Linked DNA regions of Homo sapiens: regions 2 and 3 are each linked to region 1. The links are chromatin loops, found by intact Hi-C in ENCODE. Cell type or tissue: heart left ventricle. All regions are shown on one strand.

What was found. A loop is a pair of places that touch in the nucleus more often than their neighbours do. Peaks named below come from ENCODE experiments on the same cell type or tissue, not always from the same donor. Only the 100,000 strongest peaks of a DNase experiment are listed, where the experiment ranks them.
Region 2: a loop joins it to region 1, with 2.2 times the contacts of the local background. A loop is called at or near these places in 9 of 110 quality-filtered maps.
Region 3: it touches region 1 in a loop (2.1-fold over the local background); 17 of 110 quality-filtered maps call a loop at or near these places.

What each region holds. Positions count from the first base shown.
Region 1 is chr17:57,594,902-57,602,901 of GRCh38, forward strand. It overlaps MSI2 (musashi RNA binding protein 2), which reads left to right. Exons shown (of 14, transcript NM_138962.4): 8 at 1,967-2,049. MSI2-AS1 (MSI2 antisense RNA 1) reads right to left here. Exons shown (of 3, transcript NR_110807.1): 3 at 5,963-7,107. Among named protein-coding and RNA genes, the nearest start is that of MSI2-AS1, 9.5 kb to the right of the region's middle. In heart left ventricle, a CTCF peak has its summit at 3,103 (motif pointing right); DNase peaks (open chromatin) are centred at 3,109 and 6,575; H3K27ac peaks cover 2,885 bases.
Region 2 is chr17:57,436,461-57,444,460 of GRCh38, forward strand. All of the region lies in intron 6 of MSI2 (musashi RNA binding protein 2), which reads left to right. Among named protein-coding and RNA genes, the nearest start is that of MSI2-AS1, 170 kb to the right of the region's middle. RefSeq lists silencers at 4,269-4,328, 7,791-7,860 and an enhancer at 4,739-4,798. In heart left ventricle, a CTCF peak has its summit at 4,559 (motif pointing left); DNase peaks (open chromatin) are centred at 4,591 and 6,901; H3K27ac peaks cover 1,609 bases.
Region 3 is chr17:57,260,655-57,268,654 of GRCh38, forward strand. It overlaps MSI2 (musashi RNA binding protein 2), which reads left to right. Exons shown (of 14, transcript NM_138962.4): 5 at 1,497-1,538. Among named protein-coding and RNA genes, the nearest start is that of MSI2, 8.1 kb to the left of the region's middle. In heart left ventricle, no CTCF peak of the experiment used is centred here; no DNase peak of the experiment used is centred here.

The DNA of each region.
Region 1 (8,000 bases):
ATGCTGGGAGCACTGGCCCAGTATTTGGCGGGTGGTGGTAGCAAATGACATGATAAAGATCACGATTGCTGTGTTTCGTGGTCCTAGCCCTCTGTTTTACTGGAAATGGTTTGAGAGCAGATAGTAGCCTTTTTTATTCTCATACCGAAGAATCTGCTAGTCCCTGCAGGAGCTATGCTAAAGGAGCTCCACATATCAGCTCCCTGTTTCCTGGTGTTCCTTGGAAGATGGTGATGTTAGAGTTGGATGCATGAGAGTCAGAAGGGACCTGAGAAATTCCCTCTCCGTCTTGTGTTGCAGGGACCCAAAATAGACACAGAGTTTGAAAAGGAAGCATCTGTATTTTGCTCATTGACTGGAAACACAATTATCATAATATAATTGTGATAGAACAGCCATTCAGTTTTTGTCTTCCTGCTTGGTGTGTCTGGCCATTCAGTTTTTGTCTTCCTGCTTGGTGTGTCTGGCTTAGTGTTCAGCCAGGTTCATACCTTTGGGGAGAAGAGTGTCTTAGCTGGGGCGGCTATAATGAAGTACCATGGTCTAAGAAAAACGGTTTATTTCTCACAGTTCTGGAAGCTGGCAGTTAAGAGCAGGGTGCCAGCATGGTCATTTCTGGGAGGGCCCCCCTTCCTGTGTACAGACAGCTGCCTTCCTGTTGCATCCTCGCATGGTAGAGAGAAAAAACAAGCTTTCTAATGTCTTTCTGTAAGGGCACTAATTCCATTTATGAGGGCCCCATCCTCACGAACTCATCACCTCCCAGAGGCCTGAACTCTTAATACCATCACATTGGGAGTTTGGATTTCAACATGAATCTGGGTGGGGGGTCGGGGGGCAGCAAGGGGCAGCCACAAACATTCAGATGGCAGCAGACAGCCTTGTGAATCCTGATTTGGGCTGTGACAGGAGGTGTGAAACCCAGGGTCCAGTTCTACCACCTTCATTTGCAGATGCAAAAGTTGAGGCTCAGAGAGGGCAAGGGGCTCCCCCAGATTAAACATAAAGTAGATGCACAGTGAGAAGTGGAAGCCAGGTCTCAGTCTCCCCATCAGTGTGTCTGCCCCCATGGCCTGTGCTCCCTCGCCATGTTAACGCTACCATGTGGCAGCTGCATCCCATCCAAGGAGGGTGCAACCCTGCATGGGGCCATGTGGTAAAGCAGCACTTACTGAGTGGGGTCACAGATGGGGCCACATGCTGGAAACGCTGTCGGAGGCGGGAGGAGAAGAAAGAAAGGGGCAGGAGGGTAGGAGAGGAACTGAGGATACTGAGCAGCAGTCGCCTGCCAAAATTCTTCAGTGCAGCTTGTCTAGCAAAGCCGGTCTCCAGCAGAGTACATACAGTGGATAGCTGACGGGCTGACAGCAGGCATCAAACAGTCTTAAACTGCCCCAAATCCAGAGCGCTTTTGAAGCAGCAGTATAAAAAGGATGCCTGCGCGGAACAGAGGCCTGAAACTTTTAATAGTTTCTTCCAGGCCTCAGGATGTCCTGATGAGGTATTAGAGGAAGTAATTCAGGAAGAAAAGGACAAATAACCACCTCCGTCTGGAGGCCGACCCGAGGGCTGGCCAGGGCTGCTCGCGGAAAGGGCAAGCGTGGCCCCGCAGTGATCCACGAGGCTCTGGTTAGCCCACCCGCCTGCTGCCGTGCACAGAGCCGCGGGGCTCTGACCCTTGTAAATAACAGACAAGTAAATTTCTTGTTTGCTTCGGGGCAAATGTAAACCACACAGTGCCCGCTGCATGTGGGTGAAATCATTAACTTTTCCTCGCTGTCGGAAGGGTGCTCAGTACAAATTAGAAATCATTGCCTCCAACCTCAAGGTCCTCCCAAGGATCCGCCTACCTACCCCCAGACCAGGAGGCTGTCAAGACCTCAGGACGTCAGAGAAAAACCTGGGCCTGCCAGAACTGAACTCACCCCGCCTCTCTTTGTTTTTTCTTCTCTCTCTTTTCCTTTAGGGTTTGGCTTTGTCACTTTTGAGAATGAAGATGTTGTGGAGAAAGTCTGTGAGATTCATTTCCATGAAATCAATAATAAAATGGTAAGTGTGTAGGGGTTGCGCTGAAATGGAATGCCCCCTTTCTCTACGTACACACCCAGTCTTGCAGACTGGTCCAGCCCATCATCAGGCTGGAGTGGGCAGGGGTGGGGAGGGGGCTAGATGCTCGGGGTCCAGGCCTGTGAACAGTAGCAGTTGTTTCATACTGAGGTGGACAAACTCTGTAAAGGGCCAAGTCGTGAATATTTTCATCTTTGCAGGCCATAAAGCTGACTGCAGCTACCCAGTTCTGCTGGGTAGCGTCCATAGGCAATGCATACATAAAGCAGTGGGGCTGTGTTTCAATAAAGCTTTGTTTATGGACACCAAAATTTGAACCTTATGTAATTTTCACAGATCACAAAATATTAATTTTTTAACCACTTAAAATGTAAAAACCAGGCCAAGCATGATGGCTCACGCCTATAACCTCTGCACTTTAGAAGGCCAAGGCAGGAAAATCACTTGAGGCCAGGAGTTCGAGACGAGCCTGGGAAACATAGCCAGACCTCATCTCTTAAAAAAAAAAAAAAAAAAAAAAAATTAGCTGGGTGCAGTGCACCTGTACCCCACCTACTCGAGGTGAGAGGATCACCTGACCCCAGGAGGTTGAGGCTGCAGTGAGCCATGATCACACCACTGTACTCCAGCCTGGGCAACAAAGTGAAACCCTGTCTCAAAAAAAATAAAAATAAAATAAAATGTAAAAGCCGTTCTCAATTCTTGGACTTTACATAAACAGGCAGAAGGGCGGGATTTGACCTATGAGTCGTAACTTGCTGGCACCTGGCTTAGGATATTCTTTTGCTGTGCAGCTTTTGAGAGGTATATCCTAGATAGGAAGTTTACTGCACCAAACTATTTTTCTCTTTGGGTCCTGCTGGAAAATTAACATTCCCTCCCTTGCCATCAATTAATTTCTGCCCTCTTGATCAGCTGCTTCCTTCCCTCTCTTTGGCTCTTTAAAGTTCCTTTTTCTGCCACAGCAGCCTCAAGAGGAAGGGAGGTTGGATTACTGGAAGTTTGGGAAGTCGTGTAGGCCTCCCAGATCAGTGGCCACCAGAGGGTGCCATATCATGCATAGCATTTGCACACTCACAAACTCCTTTCTTCGGATTGAGTAGGAGGGTGAGAATTCCCTTCTTTGTTGGTTCCAGAAAAATAGAAGCTCAGCAGGTGTTTCTGGAACCAGTCCTTTGGAGCAAAAACATTTTGGTTGGCCACGAGAGCCTCCAGCCTCAAGAGAAGAGGGAGGGCAAATCTGTGTTTCAATTGCAGCTGTAACTTTAATATTTTCTTCCTTTTGTCAAAACATTTCTTGCTTCTAAAACATGCGTTCAGACATGCATTGTATATTGGTCTGATATGTGTTCACCAACTTTAAATTCAATAATAGAGCTTTTAGTGTGGATAAGATCAAAGCAATCTGCTTAGCATGTGGCGCTACAGGCCTGATTCAATATTTGACTTGCTAATTTTTTCCCAGGGCACTAAAATAATATTGTTCGTATTGTTCCTTGCCATCATATGCATCTGAAATGAAAATACTCTTTTTTTGCGTACTGTATGTTGGAGGCATCAACTCAGACATTAAAATGGTAGGAGGGAGATAAGTGTGACAGAATAACACAGGTCCCCTCATAGGCTTTCTCAGCTCCCCAGATGTCCGTGCAAGTTTACAGTTGGTACTTTTCTCTTGGTAGGTTACTACTTGCTATTTTTTTTTTTTAATTGAGACAGAGTCTTGCTTTGTTGCCCTGGCTGGAATGCAGTGGCACGATCTCGGCTCACTGCAACCTCCGCCTCCCGGGCTCAAGCAATTCTCCTGCCTCAGCCTCCCAAGTAGCTGGGACTACAGGCATGTGCCAGCACACCCAGCTAATTTTTGTATTTTTAGTAGAGACGGGGTTTCACCATGTTGGCCAGGCTGATCTCAAACTCCTGACGTCAAGTGATCCACCTGCCTCGGCCTCCCAAAGTGCTGGGATTACAGGCATGAGCCACTGTGCCCGACCAGTACTAGCTATTTTTAAAAAGAGAGAGAGAGGACTTAAATGAAACTTGCATCCACTGCCCAGATGCCTTGTTTATCCTAGCCAGAGCACGCCATTGACAGGCTCCACTAAGGCTGCTGGGCAGTGGGGAATAGAAGAGAGTACTGGCAGATGCCATTCCTGTCTTGCCAAGCCTTAAGGGTTCATCAGGAAAGGCCAGATGTAGACCGGAAGGACATTGCTCCATTTGTCACCTTGAATGCATATGTGTAGCCCTTCCCTGTTGACAGGCTTTGAAACAAACCCGAGACACAGATGGGGAAAGGCTTTATCCTGGGAAACTGAGGCTCAGGGGATAGGTCCCAGGCTATCCAGAGAGCGAAGGAGCATAGGTCTTGAGCTTACTGGTGCCAAAGGAACTATATAGACAGTTGTTGGAGCTTGGGGGTGGGAGGGTGAATCCCCAGATAACCCGGGCAGCAATCAGGAAGTAGAGCTTCTGCCCCAGAAGAAGAACCCATGGGGCTGGCTTGAAGCCAGAGAGATTTGCAGCCATTTTCCTGTTTCATATTTATCGCCTTCTCTCCCACCCAGGTGGAGGGTGACTATGTCAGGTGCACGTAACCGGGTTTTTAGTGTAAGGGTTTGTGTTTGCCTTTGAATCTGGGGCTAGTACTTGTTCTTCAAGAGAATGAGCAAAGATGGAAGTAGACAAGAGGAAGAAGTGGGGGCAGATTGATTCGGATGACAGGCTTTGGAGGTGTTGGTCCACGTTCCCAGCACAGCCCAACAGTTATGAGCTCCAAGGTGGGGAGTTTAGAGGCCCTGGGAGAGGACTTTGGAGAAGAACACTGGGCCTTGCTGAGCTCCAGTAAGACAGGGCTGGTAATGATACTGCCTCATTGGGTTGTTAGAGACTGGGTGACATACCAGGAGCAAAGGGCTTACTTAGCACAGTGTCTGCACAGGGTGCAAGCTTGATCTGTGTTATCTCTTGCCATTATCCTTGCCATCATCCACGAGTTGTCATTGAGAGAGATTTCTCCAGCCAATTCCCCTCCTCTGAAGAAGGGTGGAATTTAAAGGGTGTTGGTAGAGAAGCCTGCATCCTGAATTGTTTTGGTTTTTGTGATACTGGTTTCTACTTCTGAGGCCCAAAGAAAAGGAAATGAGTTTAAACTGGGCTATGGACAGAATTCAAATGAGATATCTGGAAAAACTGAAAACTCAGAGACTGCCAAACAAGAACATGGATGATTGTTAGAATGTGCATAGGAGTGTTTCATAAACAGGACTGTGCTGTGAAACCACAGACCCATCTCCTCAAACCCTCGCAATCTTTCTGGGTATTTGGCAGGAAGTGGCAGATAGCTGCACCCCCTGGTACATACTGGAGCCATGATTTTTTTATATTCACAGATGGGAAAGGTCTTACTGCAGATTAGTCACAGACATAGTACTTGAATCTAGGTCTTCTGGTTCAATCTCATGTGCCTGGCACTTAGGAGACCCTGTATAAATAATTGTGGACTAAATAAAGGATTCACTGAAGGACCACATGTCTGTGAGGCACATTATAATTCCTAAAGCCATTGCCCATCTAATTGGGTCGGGGAGTCTCTTCCTGGGCATTTTTTAAAATGGAGTTCCTTCTCTACCATGCAGAAGGGCCAGGAGAAGGCGTGAGTCATTCTACTCACAGGGGACCAGGATAGCTGTCTTTGGGAAGTGGGGATCACAGGAATCCTTCCTTCATTCTCCATGTAGGCCCTGCCTTAAGGAGGTTATCTCCAGGCAGGAGGATGCCCAGAAAGACCCCACATGACACCCTTTCACACATAAAGATCCCACTAATAGCTGACATTGGGTGGTACAAACTACATACTCTACTAAACACTTTATGCATCATGCATCTTATTTCATTTGATTTTCACTTACTCTTTAATCATTATCCCCACTTACAGATTGGCAAGGCAAGGCAGAGAGAGGTTAAGCAGTTTGCCCAAGGTCACATGGTCAGCAAATGGCAGCCCCAGAATTCGAGCCCAGAAAGCTATACTCCAGAGCTCACATCTGTACCCATCAGACTGTGTGTCCCCTTCAGGCCAAAAGGGGCTTTCAGGGTTATGTAGCTGGGCTGCAGGCCCTCCATCACTGACCACCCTTTCCCAGTCAGCTATGTCGTGGCCCATGTGGTTCCATGTTCTCCTAGGAGAAGAGCAGAGGAGACAGGCCAGATTCCCAGCTAGGGAGAAGGACCACGCTTGGGTTTAACAGGTCCCAGATCTCCATGCCTCTTCCTCCACTGCCACAGACACAGATAAGTGACGAGCATGGGTCAGGAGCTGACTGCCACCCAAGCTCAGGGCCAAACCCACAAGCTCTCCAAGCCAGAGCAAAATGCAAATGTGGCTCTTTATCAATAAACACACACAAATGCATGCACAGAGCTGCCTCGTGACCCACCAGAGAGGGGATCCTCCCTGGCCACTCTGTGTGCCCCAGTGCGGGTGCAGCTAATAATGCCTCCCGTGGCGTCCCCCTGATTGAAGCAGCCCCTGAGCAGCAGGGACACTTGCTTGATGAGTCACCACAGCCCAGCCTTCAAGCGGCCTCCTGACGAGCCGGGCAGCAGCAGGAAGGGAGGTGAGAATTGACAAGAGCCACCTCCAGGCATCCGCAGAGGCCTAGTACAGCCTAGAGCTTGAAATGATGTTGGGGAGCCATCACCACCCTCATTGGGTGAGAGCGTGGGTACAGCCTGAAAGGTGCCTGGGACGAGGGCATCTCGGGTAGAGCCTTTCCTCACGCCTGATTCACCAGAAAGGAATCGGTGCTTATAGGCACTGGGACTGTGCTTTACGTGCGTGCTGTCTCCTTTTGTCCTCACAACATCCTGAGCAGGAGTCCTCATCTCATTTTACAGAGGGGTTCACTAGAGCTCAGCAGCAGTGGATCTTCCTTGGTGGGACAGTTCTAAGGGATAGAGCTGGGATTTGAACCTGTGTCATTCTGGTTCCGAACCCTCTGTTCTTCTCATTATACCTTGCTGCCCATTTAGGCAAACCTAGTATTTGAAAAATATGGATTTATATGATGAGTGAATATCAAGAAGAGTTTTTATTTGCTTCATACAATACTACTGCAGGATTACTTTAAATCAACTTTGTCCAACCCATGACCCACGGGCCATATGCGGCCCAGGATGGCTTTGAATGTAGCCCAATGCAAATTCATAAACTTTCTTAGAACATTATGAGATTTTTTTTTTAATTTTTTTTTTTAAAGCTCATCAGCTATCTTTAGTGTTAGTGTATTTTATGTGCGGCTGAAGACAGTTCTTCCGGTGTGGCCCAAGGAAGCCAAAAGATTGGACACCCCTGCTTTCTGTTTTTTGTTTTTTGTTTGTTTTGTTTTGTTTTGTTTTTGGAGACAGGGTCTCATTCTGTCACCCAGGCTGGAGTGCAGTGGCACGATCTCGGCTTACCACAACCTCTGCCTCCCAGGTCTGAGTGATTCTCGTGCCTCGGCCTCCCGAGTAGCTGGGATTATAGGCATGCGCCACCACGCCCAGCTAATTTTTTGTGTGTTTTTAGTAGAGAGAGTGTTTCACCATGTTGGCCAGGTGGTCTAGAACTCCTGGTCTCAAGTGATCCCCTTGCCTCTGCCTCCAAAAGTGCTGGGATTACAGGCATCAGCCACTACACCTGGCTACACCCCTGCTTTAAATAGTCCTTTTTCTTACTCCTTTAAGGTGATAGGATTTACAGAAATTTGCTAAGTAACTCATGGGTACAGCTACTTTGGTTGTCCCTTGTCTTGGAATGAGAGGTCTGGATGCTGGTAATCAAAGTGTGGTCCATGTACCAGCAGCCTTGGCAGCCCCTAGGAGCTGGTTAGGAATGCAGAGTCCCAGGACCCACCCTAGACCTACAGAGTCAGAATCTGCATGCTGACAAA
Region 2 (8,000 bases), 160 kb before region 1:
TTCTCCAAAAAGTATGGACTAAAGAAAACTGATGCTCTGCTGGGTGGATGTGGGGAGAGAGATCCAGCGTGGGCCTTGCTTTGCTAAGCTGAGTGTTAGAAGGCATGGGAAATGAAAGTTGAGAGGTTCAAGAGCCTGGGGCAGAGGAGCCCCTGGGTCTGGGCAGCCCATGCTCGCCGAGGAGGCAGGGGGGTGAGAGCAGGCAGAATTGGAGACTTGGGTGGAAGTGAAAGATGCCGCTTGCTGTGGGCATTCCAATGAAACCACTCCCTTGAATATGACAGCGGTTAATCATTAATATCATAAAAGTTTTAGAATTGGAGGGACTGAGGAGAGCATCTAGTTCTGCCCAAGGTCAGACAGGGTTATTCTGCAAGCAGAGATGAGTACTGACAGTACTCTGGTTTTAGAGAAAACATTTTCCCCACCCTTCCTGTCCCTTCTCCTGGGTTGACTCCAGCAACTCACCTCTCCCAGCTGAGAAGTACTTGACATTGGATTCAAGGACATCAGAGACACTTACAGCCTGGAGCCTGGTGTGTGCATTGTTGATGAATCCCCAAGGTTGAGCCGAGACTTGGATGGTAGGTCAAGTGTCTGTTGAATATCAGCAGAAATATTTTCCATCTTCCTGATGAGGAGGGAATTTCAGGAAGAACATTTTTGGTGTCTCATTTCTTGGGATTGCCTTTATCAATCGTGATGCATATTTTTGGGCAGTAACCTTACTTTTGGATTTATTTTATTCCCCATCCTAACTCATTTCTTCGTCTATTTTTATCGTGTTGTAGCTATTTTTGTAAGACACCTCCAATCCCTTTGGAACAAAATGAAGTGGAAATAAAGAAATGAAGTCTCTTGGCTTTTGCTCCCAGATCATCAGAAAGATGACTCAATGAGCCAGAGCTCTTTGATGCCAATAATGAACTTGGGTCAGGTCAGAACTCGAATTCCAATTGAAGGAGGGACTTGACAGTGGGACTGTCATTCCTGGGGATGATGGTTGGCAATAGGATGGATTGGGGGTTGAATTATTGGGGACATGCCTGGAGGGACTGGGGAGAGGAGGGAAAGAATGTTTTCAGCGGGTTGCCAGGTAGAATTCCAATGTTCACTGCAATGAACTTTTCTTCAAACTTTTGTCCTTGGCTCTCTTTTCTTCCGTATGGGACAGGGATGCATTTTTGGTGGCTTGTTAACAAGACAAAAATAAGGAGAGGGATGAGAAAAGGTAAACAGAGAACCCTACAAGTTCATGTATTCTATGCCCTGCATTCTGTGTGGACCAAACAATTCCCAAAGAGGCCTAACCCAAAATAAGTTAGTATCCTGCTTCTAGTAGCCTGTGATAAAGTGCATCTTTTTTCTACTTAACTTAATCAATAAATATGAAGTGCTTAATACCATGGAGAAGAAGGCAACAATGGTCTCACCTTCATGGGGCCTAATGTGGTGTGACTGACCAACATTAGAGACGCACGCAGAAAGCCGTGCACATGCACCCGTGTAATTACAAAGTGCCACAGGTGCTGTGAAAAGAAAGCACAGTGTGTCCTACAAGAGAGAAGGGGACCTTATTTGGATTGGGTGGTTATGGAGGGCCCCTTCTGAACATGTTTGGCCTTCTTTGCAGCAGCCTCCACCTCCCAGCGCCTGGGAGACAGTGCACCAGTAGAGGTGGGGTGGGGCAGGTGGTTTAGCCCGAGCTGGGGTGCCTGGCTGGGGACGTGCCCAGAGGAGTAGGGTGTGCGGAAGGCAGGATGGGGTCCCCACAGCAAGCTTTCCTCTCCCTGACTGGGCCACCTGTTGCAAACAGTCAGGCCCCGAGGAATAGCCTCCCCCCAGGGGGAGTTCAGTAACGGGTACCATTTCTCAGAAGGGGCTGGCCGCAGAGATAAGACCACAGTGCCAAGGGGGCCATAAATTGTTACCTGTGCCCTTCAGTTACCCCTTCTTCCTCCATCCCCTCCTTCCTGAGCCAGTGGGGTTAGATTTAGCAGCAGGGCTTCTGTTCATGAGATGGAGCAGAAAGCAGACTTTCTGGAGGCTGGGCATGATCACTGAGATGCAGAGCACTGATAGGGAAAATCAATTTAATTTCTGTGGCTCCGTGACAAGGAGGGGTGGCAAGCAGGAAGGTCAGGCCTGTTTTGAAAGCCACAGTTCAGTTAAGAAAATAAAACACTCCCTCTAAGGAATTTTTAAAAATACAGTATTTTAGGAGGGGGAAAATGGAAGTGGGTCAAGATGAGGGATTTAGTCGGAGGAGCAGAGCAGACCCATGGCAATCCCAGTCTGACCGGAGCCTAGGGCCTGAGGGTTGCAGGTCTCCCATAGGAATTTTTTTTTTTTTTGAGACTGCGTTTGTTTCATTCTTGTTGCCCAGGCTGGAGTGCAATGGCGCAGGTTGCTCACTGCAACCCCCGCCTCCTGGATTCAAGCAATTGTCCTGCCTCAGCCTCCCAAGTAGCTAGGATTACAGGCACCTGCCACCACGCCCGGCTATTTGTTTTGCATTTTTAGTAGAAATGGAGTTTCACCATGTTGGCCAGGCTGGTCTCAAACTCCTGACCTCAGGTGATCCGCAGAGGCATAAGCCACCATGCCCGGCCTAGGAATTTTGTTGTATGTCTGTTGAGTTGAGTTGCTCAGGACTTGTTGCAGTAGGGGACACTTTCATTAGGTTTCTGTTTCCCGAGGCATGATTTAAGGCACATTTCTCCGTCCCTCTGGTTGATGCTGGGGAAGGCTTGGCTTCTGGCAGTTTTTGATTGCTCAGATCAAGCCTATGTGATTCATGGGATTTTACAGGTTGGAGGCTGAGAGGTATTTGTAGGTCTGGATGAGGATTTGCACTCAACCTGGTTGTGGCATGTCGTAGTCAAACTATGGCCTCACCTGATTTAGAGGACGAGGAGGACTCTGCAGAAAGCACTTCCTTGGCTGTTGGTAGAGATTAGATATTTGCGGGCAGAGAGTTGGGTCAACCCAAGCCTTCATCAACATCCCACAGGGACCTCCCTTGAGGTGACTTTCATTCATTAGATGGAGGATGGCATTGCAGGTCCTGTGCCAGGCACTGGGGAGATAGGCTTTGTCTTTTTTTTTTTTTTTTTGGTGGCATCTCTCGCTCTGTCGCTCAGGCTGGAGTGCAGTGGCACGATCTTGGCTCACTGCAACCTCTGCCTCCCGGGTTCAAGTGATTCTCCTGCCTCAGCCTCCTGAGTAGCTGGGATTACAGGCGTGCGCCACCTTGCCCAACTAATTTTTTGTATTTTTAGTAGAGAAGGAGCTCACAGCATAGTAGAAGGCTCAGACTTTGGACTATTTCCTAAGAATCTGATAAGTGAATACATTTCCAGGATTCTTAGCGGATGGCCCGAAGTCTTGGGATAGTGTGTGAGGGCCAGAGGGGAAAATTGAAACAATGAAGAGAATTGAGAAATTCCTCATTGGAAACTTCTGTCTGTGATGCTTGGGGTGGGATAAGAGGGGGGGTCTGTTCTAGCTAAGATTCAATACCAATGGTTATCTCTTTGATTATAGCTTAGGGTGAGGCTGAGTGATCTATCTCCACTGTTTGGTCTCCCCAGAGTTAGCTGTTTATTTCAAACCACCAGTCACTTGTGGTGTTTTGACCTAGAAGCCATGCAAGGCAGTTTGAACTGTGCTTGAAAGGGTGGGGAGGCAGGGCTTGTTCTGAACTGTGAGCTGAGGAGGCAGCGATGGGTGCCCTGTGCTCTAATAGAGGTCTGAGAAGTGAACTGGGTGGCCAGCTGGGTCTGCCTGCTGAGAGCTTGCTGGGGCACAGGAAGCCGTGCCCCTCATTCCCTTTGAAATAGCTTTGTGTTTGTCATTCTTGTGACTTGGATACCCTTTTGGACCCCGTATCTGTGGGCTTAGCATCAGTCAGATGCTGTTTATCAGACAGTCTTACCTGGGGTTTGTTATCCGTGTGTGTGTGTGTGTGTGTGTGTGTGTGTGTGTGTGTGTGTGTGTGTGTGTGTAGCGTGGCTGGGTCAGACTGGATTCCTTGTTGAGCATCTAGCTAAAAGAGGTTAAGAGGAGGCTCATATACTGCTGAAGGCCAGAGGGCTTTGCTGAACGCTGGTCATCTTAAAAACGAGCTGGGCTATTTATAATTTGGCAGGCTGCCATGGGACTTGAATGAATGGCAGTCTGTGCAGGCTCACATACTCTGTGTACTGAGTCTGAGCGTGGGTTTGTTCATTTATGTGCCCCTGTGCATGGGTGTGGATGTGATTTCCTGGCGTGCAGGGTAAGGACTGAGGAGGTGGGGAAGCAGGTTTTGCCCTGGTCCTCTGGTCCGCCAAGAGGCCACAGGTACCCTTATTTATGCCTGGGATGTTGGTGTTTCTGGTATTTTAAGCCACAGAAACGTTTGAGGGAGTAGACCTGGACTATCTCTTTTTACTCCTGAGGAAACTAGGCCAGAGGGGTTCCCTTGGGCTCAGAGGAGGCCTCGGGTCAGGGGCCATCCCGGGTGGGAGCTGTAGCTCTGGCCAGCTTGCTCCTGTCAACACTGCCCCCTGCCGCTCTCCCAGGGCTGCAGGGACCTGGTCGTGCTGGAGACGGATGTTTTCAGGCAGCGCTTTGTAGGAGGCAGTGACGCTGGTAACCCACTAATGTGAGGATGAAGTCTTTGTATTCTGTTTCCATTGACGGGGACGGGTTTGCAGAACCACCCACACCCTTGCCTGGGCCTGGTGACTCATGAGGACAAGATGGCTGACCAAGGAGAGGGAGAGGTTCCACTCCCTCCAAGGCCCAGGGCTGACTCTTTTTCATGCATTTGGTGCTAAATTGCTGCCCTGAGGCTCTTGAATAGCTTGTATGAACTCTGGTCCACCCCTCTTGCCTCTCCTAAATCCCTTGGGAGGTGTCCCCATGCCCTACACACTGCCTGCTCTGTCACCTCACCACCCTGCAACCAGCTGGGCTGGCTGGTTTTCACTGCTGGGAGGTAGATTTTTTTTCAAGAAGTATGAAAGTATCATTGGCATATAGACAGACCTCTGCACTCAGCTGGAACTGGGTTTTGAATCGCAGCTTCAGGACTCAATAATGTTGTAAATCTCTGAACTTCTTGGAGACTTTGTTTTAGGAAGACAGGACCCTATAAGACAAAGTCCCTCTGTGAGGTCCAGCACAGAAGGCATCTCTCACCAGGGTCCCTTTCTTTTCCCTTTTCTCTCAGCCTGATTCTGTGCTTTCTTTCTTCCTTTTCGTTGTTATTTAAACTTATGCATGTAATTTCAGCCTCATAAGGGACATTATGTAGATTAATTGCCATATGGGAAGTACTTAAAGCATGTTGCCTGGCACACAGTAGGTGTGTAGCAATAGTAGTCATTGTTTTAGGCAAAGATGATGCCTGCAGGGGTTTCTTTCATTATTATTTCACTATTTATTTCATAATTGTAGCTTCATGGGGAGGACAGAAGGGTGAAGGGATCTCAGGGAGGCATTCTTCCCTTCACCCTGGAGACCTCCCTTGCTTGGCTGTACATTTAAACTGGCCTCCGCGTGGGTTCATGGTCCTGTACATCAACACAGCTGATTTTTTTTTTTTTTGAGACAGAGTCTTGCTCTGTCTCCAGGCTGGAGTGCAGTGGTGCGATCTCGGCTCACTGGGTCCTCCACCTCCCGGGTTCAAGCGATTCTCCTGCCTCAGCCTCCCAAGTAGCTGGGACTACAGGCGCGTGCCACCACGCCCGGCTAATTTTTGTATTTTTAGTTGAGACGGGGTTTCACCGTGTTGGCCAGGATGGTCTCTATCTCTTGACCTTGTGATCTGCCCGCCTCAGCCTCCCAAAGTGCTGGGATTACAGGCGTGAGCCACTGCGCCTGGCCAACACAGCTGATTTTTATAAACCTTCTAGAGACATTTGCCTTCTTGGTTTTTAAGCATAAACAACCTCACTTTTGTAAAGGGGAGTTGCTGTAAGATTCAGAACTTGGAGAGGTTTTTGTGTGGGCGTTTATTTTTCTTAAACAGCACGAGGTTTGTGGGATTCTATAGGGTTTTGTACAGCCTGACCAGCAGTTAGCCATCTCCCCTCCCCTTCTCCCGGAAGAAATGGGTGTTTTGTTCTCCACTGGCCTCTCCTCGTGTGTTTCTTCTTCTGGGAAAAAACCCACAACCCCAGGTTCTGTTGCCCAAGATGAGACTGGATGAAAATCAAGAGGGGTTGCTGACGAGACCCTGGAATGCCCAGAGAACAGAGGGGTGGGAGCGAGGGAGGCGGTGCTGGCCTGGGGCCATCTTACTCTTCCTTTCTTCCTGACAGGTGTGTAGAATGGCATCTCCTGCCGGCACGCTGGGGGCCTGGGATACCTCTGGCAGACAGTGCTGGAAATTTAATGCTCCTTGAAACAGGAGAGCCTGAGAATGCTTACAAAAATCATCCTTATTAAAGTTTGAAGGGATGAAGAAAAGCGCTAATGGGAGAGACCCTATACTTACAAACCCACCTTGAAGGGGTTAGGGGTTACTTCCCACCTGCCAGCACCTTCCCTGCTCTGAGGAAACAGGAAACCTGATGGCTGGGGGCTTCAGGGCTCTGGGGACAGCTACCGTTTGCGGCCTGTCTGCCTGGCTGATGTCTGTGCCTGTCTGCAGCTGAAGGCCCACTTAGGACAACAAAATCCAGCCAAGCCGGCTGGCTGGGGCTGAGTGGGGCCTTTTGGCTTCAGGTGACTTTGTGGCTTCGGCCTTGGGTAAAGGGAGTGGGGGGCCATGTGTGGAGCCCTCTGGAAGGTCTGGACTCCTGCTTTTCCTTGGCTCTTCTCGTTCTCCAACCACCCCCAAGGTTCAGCAGAGTCTTGGGCGCGTCTCCTCCGTTTGTGCCGCGTGTTTGTGGCAGCAGCTGTTGGTGCTGACTAATAGGACTTCCTGGCAGCTGTGCCGGGCACACGTGGCACCGGCAGGAACTGCCTCTCCTCGGCTGCCCAATCTGTACCCCAACCACCAAAGAAAGGCCTGGAAAAGGGGCTGAGAGAGGCTGCTTGAGTGGGAAAGCCCTAGAACTTGGTGACTCACAGATCCATAGAACACGGTTGGAAGAACCAACTCCCATCTGCAGAGGGGAGCACTGGGTGCCTAGGAGGGGTCTCTCAGGTCGAAGAGCAAGTTAGGGGCTGAGCTGACACGTAAAACCCCATCTCCTCCCTGCCCCCTGAATGTGTTTGCTCTGCCCGTGTGAGACAGGCTTGTCAGGGGGTCAGCCTGAACCGTGTCACTCACTAGCTGTGTCCTTGGGCAAAGCTTTTCACCTCTCTGTACCTCAGTTCCTCCAGAGACAAAAGGGGATCATCATTGTCCCTACCTTAGGGGCTTTTGAGGACAGGGTGAGCACCCAGGGCAACGTGCCTGGGACAGTAAACCTCAGCAGATGCCACTTTGCTTTCTTCCTTACCAAAAACTGGGCAGATGCCTCTCTCCTCCTGAGTCCAGTGGTGTCTGTGTCAGATGCCCTAACGGATTCTCAGGAATTGCAGCTGACATCCGGTCATCATCTTTGGTTTGGGGTGGATGGGGGCAGAGCCAGGGAAGAAGACAAGAAACGGGAGAACCTAAGTGCTTGCTGACTTCTGCCCCATTCCCCTCACCCCAAACCCTTTTTTAGAAAGGACTCGAGAGGCCTTTTAGGGTCAAGATTACCAAGGCCTGAGTGACCCTGCAGAATTCCTGCACATGGCTAGGCATCCTTTGTCTGATAATGACAGCCACTGCTCACACAGCGTCTACAGTGCACCGTCAGCAGCCTTAGGAGGCAGATTCTATTATCTGCTCTAGTTTACAGGCAAGAACACAGCACGGGCCAGGCACAGTAGCTCACGCCTATAATCCCAGCACTTTGGGAGGCCGAGGCAGGTGGATCATGAGGTCAGGAGTTCGAGAGCAGCCTGACCAACATGGTGAAACCCCCGTCTGTACTAAAAATACAAAAATTAGTCGGGCGTGGCGGCGGGCACCT
Region 3 (8,000 bases), 330 kb before region 1:
AAAGGGTAGTTTTCTAGATCAGAGATTTTTGTCTATTTTAGTTTTTGAAAAGTAATCTCTCATTTCTCAGGTGATGTTTAAAGGTAGGGAATGCAATGCAGACTTTTATTAGGTCTTTAAGCCCCCGTAATAACAGCAGGAAATCCTCATATGTCTTTCTGGCTGGGACCCTAGGTGATGTAAGTCAGGGAACAAATGAACTATCCTCCGTGCTTCCCACTCCCCACCCCCACCTCCCTACTTTCCTCCACAGCATTACTCTTTTCTCCCCTGCTCCTTCTCATGGCAGAAGTGAAAACAAAGCTCAGATTTACTTTTTAAAAGGAAAACATTTTAATATGAAAGCCAAAGCCTGGAAATAAATAACTGGTAGCATGTTTATACTATCTGTGTTACATTTTTACCCAAAGATTTGTGACATTTAGAAATTCAATGAAAACCGACAACGGGAATATTTTCACATTTCTTTCCTCCTCTTTTTATCTGTGCAGTCACTTTTTTCCTCCCTCACATCAGCCTGTTAGATTCACATGCTTCCAGGAGAACTGTTCTGAGCTGTACAGCTAGACCCTGATTGAGCATCATGCGTTTTGCAAGTGTGTGATTTGGACTGGAGGATGTTTTTCCACTCGGATTGAGGTTGGGGTAGGGGAATTCCCTACTTGTTGCACTAGATTCTGACTACTTCTTGTATTCAGTAACTTTTTTTTTTTTTTGGTGCCCTCCCCATGATGGGATTTCTTTTCTAATTTGGGTTTAGGTTGCTTATAGATTTTTACTCCCTGTTGTTTTTAAAATCCAGGTGGATTTAGCTCACATGCTTCATTTTCTTTACTTCAAAAAATTATTTTTTATCTTTTGAGGTATAGCTACAGAACAGATGATCTTTTTGGTTAATCCTGGGTAACTTTACTTTTGCTAAAATGAATTAATTAACTCAAGCAGAGCACTGTGTTGGATGTCTGTGGGGAGTTTTTGGATGTTGTTGATTTAAAAAATTTTTGGAAGCTCCTTTCCCTCCTGTGTTGTTTAGTTATCATCAGGGAGAAGAAATACCATCCAATTACCTACTGCTAGAGAATACTTACATTTAATTTTCAGGTTATGATTTTTTTCCCAATGATAATGATGCTCCCATCTTTTCTCCCAGCCACGCATAGCAAATTAGATGTAGATACCATTTAATATTCAGTGTCTGGAAGAAGAAGCCCTTGCCTAAATAAGAATTACATGAGATCTGGTTTATTAAGAGCATCACACACTGAAATGCATGGTGGGTCATTTCAGAAAGGCTAGCTAGCTATGTTAGTTACCTGATCTGTTGGAGGGATGGTTAAAGTTGAGATCAAAGTTTAAGAAACTTTTGAGTTGCCTGAGAAGTTACTAAAAGCTGGATTATAAGCCTGAGAAATGAGTGATTAATAATTAGGTGATTAATCATATATTTTTTCCTTAAAGTACTTTATTGACTCCTGCTTTTCTATTTTTTTTCCCAGATTGACCCCAAAGTTGCATTTCCTCGTCGAGCGCAACCCAAGGTAAGTAGGAGAATAAACAGTAGGATTTTAGCACTCAGAGATGATTGCCAAGAATTTCAAATTTCAAACAGCATTGGCCATGAACTGTTGAAGCCTGGTATTCACTGTTCCTTCGGGGTATCAGGACAGGCTGGGCAAGTAGTCCTGTGAGATAACCATGCGTCTCTAAGTTAGCCATCCCAAGGTGGCTTCTGAACATCCACCTGGGGGCAGGGACAAGTCTGATGCTTAGTGGGAGGACGTGTTTCCATCGACTGCAGTATTTTTTGCAAGGATTCTATTTGTTTTTTAAGCATTTCCAATATCATATCAGGAAAAGTCGAACATTTCCTTGTGACTCTTTCGGAGGGTACTCTTTGAGGCTTTACAACTTGGAGTTAATGCAGAGGAGTAGAGTTTGACTAAACAGCTGATCCTTTCTTGGAAAAGACAACTTCTTAGGCCCATAAAGCCTTAAATCTGGGAGGGCAAGCAGTGGATATCTTGGTTTTAGGTTGGTTGGATAAGTCAGGGCATACTTGAAACCAACAGTGCTTCTTATTTGTGCAAGTGCTGGTGCCTGGGTGGAGAAGTCCTGAAAATGTTGTAACCTTGTAGGAGTGGCACTACAAGACTTGCTTAAAGAATTGAGATAGGGCTTCACTTTTTTAGAAGTGTGTCGTTAACATAGTTTTCACTGAGCTTGCCAGGTGTGGCTATGAGAACACAGTTGCTTGAAGCCTAAGGTTAAATTGGAAGGGCTTATGGCTTACATGTTACATTTACACTTTTTAGTTACTATTTTTCTTCCTTATGTAGCACTGGAAGAAATGCTTTTTATGTATCTTCGGGATTTGTCATTCTTTTAGGGAAAGGGGAAAAGTTGAAGCTTCTAAGTCGGAAAAGGTTGTGGCTTTAGCAAATTCAGTTTATTTCTTTATGCACAGTCTCCCAGAAGTGGAACCTTTTAATCGTGTAAAGAGAGGAATGGTTTTGCACATTAGTATAGAAAAAGTTGGTGATTGTGATGGTACTTTGAGAATTTCAGGTCTGGGGCATACCACTTGATTGATTGATTCCTTCCTTCCCTCCTTCTTTCTCTCCCTCCCTCCTTGTTCTCTTCTCCCTTTTTTAAAGATGGAAACACAACTTTTTAAGTAAATACAATGAAATATTTTCTTCAGGCATTTTTTTGTAATGCTTAAGCAAATGATAGGAATTAATGATTAGGTTATTTTTGTACTTAGCACAAACTTTGGAATTGCCCTTATTGTTTTAGTTACTTCCCAAACTGTCTGTGATCCTTCACATTTCAGAGGGCTTCCCAGAGTTAGCAGTATTTCCTGGGTTTGGAGGAATTGCTGTTTCTTCCATAAGTGTGAATCTTCAAATTTCCAGGTTAGTCATTTGATCACTCAGAGCTTGGATCAGATTACCCAAGAGGGAAGCTGGAAAAATCCCTTACTTGGTAAAACCATGGGTTTGACCTGTTTTTCTCTCCCCTTTGTTGTCCCCCTTCCTTAACTTTGTTTTTAAATGAGAAAAGCAATATTTCACTTTAATACACTCTGCAGTGATGCATTCAACTTGAAAACGAGACAGAATGTTTCTCAAACTTGTCAAAGTGTGCATTCCTTTCCCAACCCTCAACTCCACATCTGGAATGTTTGTAGGTGAATTAACATGAAACCACTTGGGGGAGAACATCTTTCCATGAATTCTAGGGATTTAATAATAACACCTTACTGTGTATGACATACTTCACTTTACGGAGGACTTGGCTGTTCATTATCTCCATCTGAATTCCATCTCCTGGGGCATTTGGCTGTTGTCCCTAACCTTCTCTCAGTCTCAGTGTGCTCATCTGTAAAGTAGGAGTGATGACATAGCTCTCCCAGAAGGTTTTTGTGTAGAGTAAAAGAGCATGGTCTGCGACAAAGGTCTTCGTCATTGTCATTATTTTTCTTGTCGGTTTTCTCATCATTGTTCCGGTTGTTGTTTGCAAGTGGGACAGCCTGGGTTCGGATGCTGGTGGTGCCACTCCTTAGCTGTGTGAATTTGAACAGGTCGTTTAACTTCCTTGAACCTTCGTTTTTCCATCTCATAGAGTTTTTCTGCAGATTACGTAAATTAATAAAGGTAAAGGGACTGAAAAAAAAAAGACGTTGCATGGTAATGCCATAGAAGCGTTAACCTGCTATCTTATTTATTTATTTATTTATTTTTGAGATGGGATCTCACTGTGTTGCCCAGGCTGGTCTTAAACTCCTGGGCCAAGCTATCCTCCCACCTCTGCCCCCCAGAGTGCTGGGATTATAGGCGTGAGCCACTGTGCCTGGCCAACCTGCTATTTTTTTCTGCCATTTTTATTAAGTCCTCACATCAATCCTGTGAGAGGTTGAGTAATAATAATGATACTAGTTGAATTTATATGCCAGGCACTATTGCAGAGACTTTATTAATCCATTTAATTCTCATGCAGCCCTATGAGGAGAGTACTAGTATGAGCTCATTTTGTAAATGAGGAAACGGAGGCACAGATGGATGTCCAGGAGCCATACCCAGGCAACCTGGCTGTAGAACTGGGCCCTTCACCACTGTGCCATGCTGTGGGGGTACCTCAGGGGATGGCCCCTCTGCTATGCGACAGGAGATGGGCTCGGAGAGGTCAGCGGGCTGTGCTGAGGGAACCATAGCCAGAGGCCCAGTACTTTGAAGTTCTGCGTTCCTGGGCCTAGGTGATTTGCCTTGCCCCATCATGTTATACCAGTGTGTGACACTGTCTTGTATCTTTTGATCTGACCCCTCAGGCCATCTTTTCAGATGGTTCTGGAGTTACTCAACCCCAGTGAGGCAACAGAGTAAATGCCAAGGTTGTATGGTGGTTGGGAATTGGGACAGGGTGGGGAGAAAGTGTCTTCCCTGTCTACGGTTATTTTCCAATAGAATTTGAGCCTGGCCACCGGGATTTCAGACTGGAGTTAGCGCTGGGGGCCAAAACCCAGGAGCATAGAACTTTAAGTCGACCCTGATTTATTTATCGATTATCTCCCTTCAATAAAACTTCTGTGTTTTTGTGTTCAGGTCACAGTGGCAGAGGGAACCCTGCCCCTCCTCGTGGGATGGGCGAGGAGCTTGTAAATGATATGTCAGTGTGTGTTTCAGTTAAAATGAGTTTCTCTGCTTTCTGGCTGTCCCTCCTTGCTAACGCTCGCCAGAGAAATATTCCGTGGAGGTGTTAAAACAAGACTAGTGGAAAGAAATGGTAACTTAAAAAGAAAGAAAATCCATGGCAGTGAAGAACAGATTTCATATTAGTACTGTCATAATATTCTCTAATGTATCATATAAATAAAAATCTGTTTAGACCAGAATTTTAATAAGTCACCAAAGGAAGGTTTTGAATCCTACAGTTTATGTATCCCCCTTTGCGATGTAAATGTTCACATCTCAAGTGAAGTAGAGTGGGGAGACGCTTCGGAGACTAGAGGCTGTTAATTAGTGAGGTATATTTTGATCAGGGCAAGAAGACTGGTTCATTCTATATCTTCGTATTTCTCTGGATGATTATTTCATTTTGTAAAATATGTAAGAGTTCCCCCCCAGCCCCTTATCTTTTTAAAAATTAAAATGGTCATGCTCTTCTAAAAAGATGACTTAATTTGAAGGCTTTGGAGACATGAGGATGATGGGGATCCATCACTCCCTGTTCTTTGCTCCCTTTGGACTGGAGTGTTGGCTGTCTGGAAGAGTTTTGCTTGAGCTCGTGGGTTATTTTCTTCTATGTGGAGGAACCAAGAGACTCTTTAGCATCTTTCAGCAAGAGCGAGGTCTGGGTGTACTCACCATCTGTCTTAATTATCCTTGTGTATAAGAAAACATTCCCATCTTTTCCCAATTGCCATTTCCTTCCTTAACTTTTAGAGGCCAGAACCTCATCTGTTGATGCAGGGAGATCTCACTTCTTTAACCTATTTCTAGTTGCCTTCAGTCACAGCGGGGTGGCCAGGGGCGAGTCACTTAAGCCTCCCCAAGGCTCAGTTTCCTCCTTTGTAAAAGAGGGAGAATTATAGTACTCACTGCCTGCAGTTAGTTGTTTGGAGGATAAATGCAAAATTCTTCACTGGGAGTCTGGCATAAAACAGCACTCCGCAAATGTCTGTTGATCTTATTATTATAGAATTATTATTTTTATTATTATTATTTTTAAGACGGAGCCTCACTCTGTCGCCCAGGCTGGAGTGCAGTGGTGAGATCTTGGCTCACTGCAACCTCCGCCTCCCGGGTTCAAGCAATTCTCCCGCCTCAGCCTCCCGACTAGCTGGGATTACAGGCACCTGCCATCATGCCTGGCTAATTTTTGTATTTTTGTAGAAATGGGGTTTCACCATGTTGGCCAGGCTGGTCTTGAACTCCTGACCTCAGGTGATCCACCTGCCTTGGCCTCCCAAAGTGCTGGGATTACAGGCATGAGCCACCGTGCCCGACCAGATAATTATTTTAATAGAATAAAAAAAAGTACAATGGTGAAATGACTGAAGGAAAATCTTAATTGGAATGTAAGCTCCCTGAGGGCAGGGAACTGTTGGTGGCTGCTGTTTGGTAACTAAATGAACGAACTGAGTCCAGCCTGCTTTTTTCACCGTGGAGGTAGCTGCTACCCAGTAAAGTTACGTTGGTTGCTTCAGATCCACACTTAGGTTGTAGCAGGGCTGAGCTAGCAGTCAGGTTTTCCTGTTCCTGTCTTGTCCTCTGACGTGGCTTCAGGGCCCTGGAAGGTTCTCTGCTAAGCACGCATCCAGATGGGTGCAATGGCAGCCCGAGCGTGTACACGCACACCTCCTGTTCTGGGGGAGTGGTTTCTTGGCAGCTTCTCAAGGGCGAAGGGTGAGTTTTCGGCATCTGGCCTTCCCTTGCTGCTGTGGGTCGGGTCATTCTAGCATCTTGCCATCTTGGATGATCTGCAGCTGTCATCTCGGCAGCCACCATGAACTGGCCTGCCAGTGGGTTTTCTCGTTCCCAGCGAGGATGTGGTGGTGTGTCTGCAGCCCTTTTCCACAGCAGCGAGGACCTGGGAGGATTAGTGGCTTAGCTTCTTTCTTGTCGGTGAGCACCGCTCCTTCCTATGTTCCAAGTCAGTAGCAGGTGTCAGCTTAAGGAGGAGGGGCACCTTGTCCTACAAATGTCCTTTCCCTGGATTTTGCCGTTCCTCACATGCTTTCGTTTCATTGTTGAGGTCAGTCTCCTAGGACTATGAAGCTCCTGTGTTCTTTGTCAGATGATTTTTGGCAGACAGGTGAGCCTCCTCTGCTGCCCGGGAAGGGAGGAGAAGGCAGTCTCGGAGGAACCAGCTGACCATCTCAGGTGCCGCTTGGGGCAGCGTCCATTCTTTGTGTCCTATTTTGTATTTTTAAACCCGGACAATCTTCGGCCGAAAACCCCGAGAACACACAGGGGAGATGTAGTTCATCATCTCTCTCTTCCCGTTTGATCTAGTGTGTTCATTTAACAAGAGCTGGGTTAATCCTTGTTCATTGCCAACTGTATGCGTGCACCCACTTTTGGAGGGATTCAGGAAATACTCGGTGCTTCCTGATGTGCATGGAACACAGTCTCGACGTCTTAGCTTGGTGCTTAATTAAGGTCCTTCAAAATCTGTACCAGGGTCTTTTCCACCTTATCTCTCAATTCTTCTAGTTTTTGCTGCCTTGAAACTGAATGCTCACCCTTCTTTGAGAAACCTGTCCTTTTGCAGATTTCCCTCTCTGCACTGCCCTTCCCTTCTCTGTACACAACAGACCCTCTTTGAAAGCCCAGCTTCATCATTATCTTTTCCACGAAGCTGTCCCTGCCCCTTTGTGGAAACAGTCATACTTCTTTGGATTTCCACAGCACTTACCTTTTCTTTGGTTAAGCCCCTTCCAACAATAATAAATTAGCAGAAACTTGTGGAGCACATACATCTGTTGCATGTTGTGCTAGACATTCACTCATTCATTTATTCACCAAACAAGCACCGACCGTTTGCCAGATACTGTGCAAAATTCGGGGGATAGTGTGGAGAATATGACAAAGTTCCTGCTGTCACCAAACTTTTGCTCTAGTGGGGCAAATAAGCAGTGAGCAAACAGATAAGTTTATGACATGCTCTCAGGTGTGATCACCAAAGCCAGGGAGGAGCGATGGCGGGAGTGGGGTGGACCATATCTATGGTACAGTCAGTTGCCACTTTCAGTAGTTCAGAAATTATTTACCAAGTTTCTGCTCAGCACCGGGGATTGCGTTAGGTACTTTGTTCTGAGTTTTATGGTATTTAGGTTCATGCCTTATCTTCTCCATTGGACACAAGCATATTTTACTAATAATTAAAAAAAAAAAAAACCCAGCCAGGTGCGGTGGCTCATGCCTGTAATCCCAACACTTTGGGAGGCCGAGGCGGGTGGGTCACGAGGTCAGGAGTTCAAGATCAGCCTGGCCAAGATG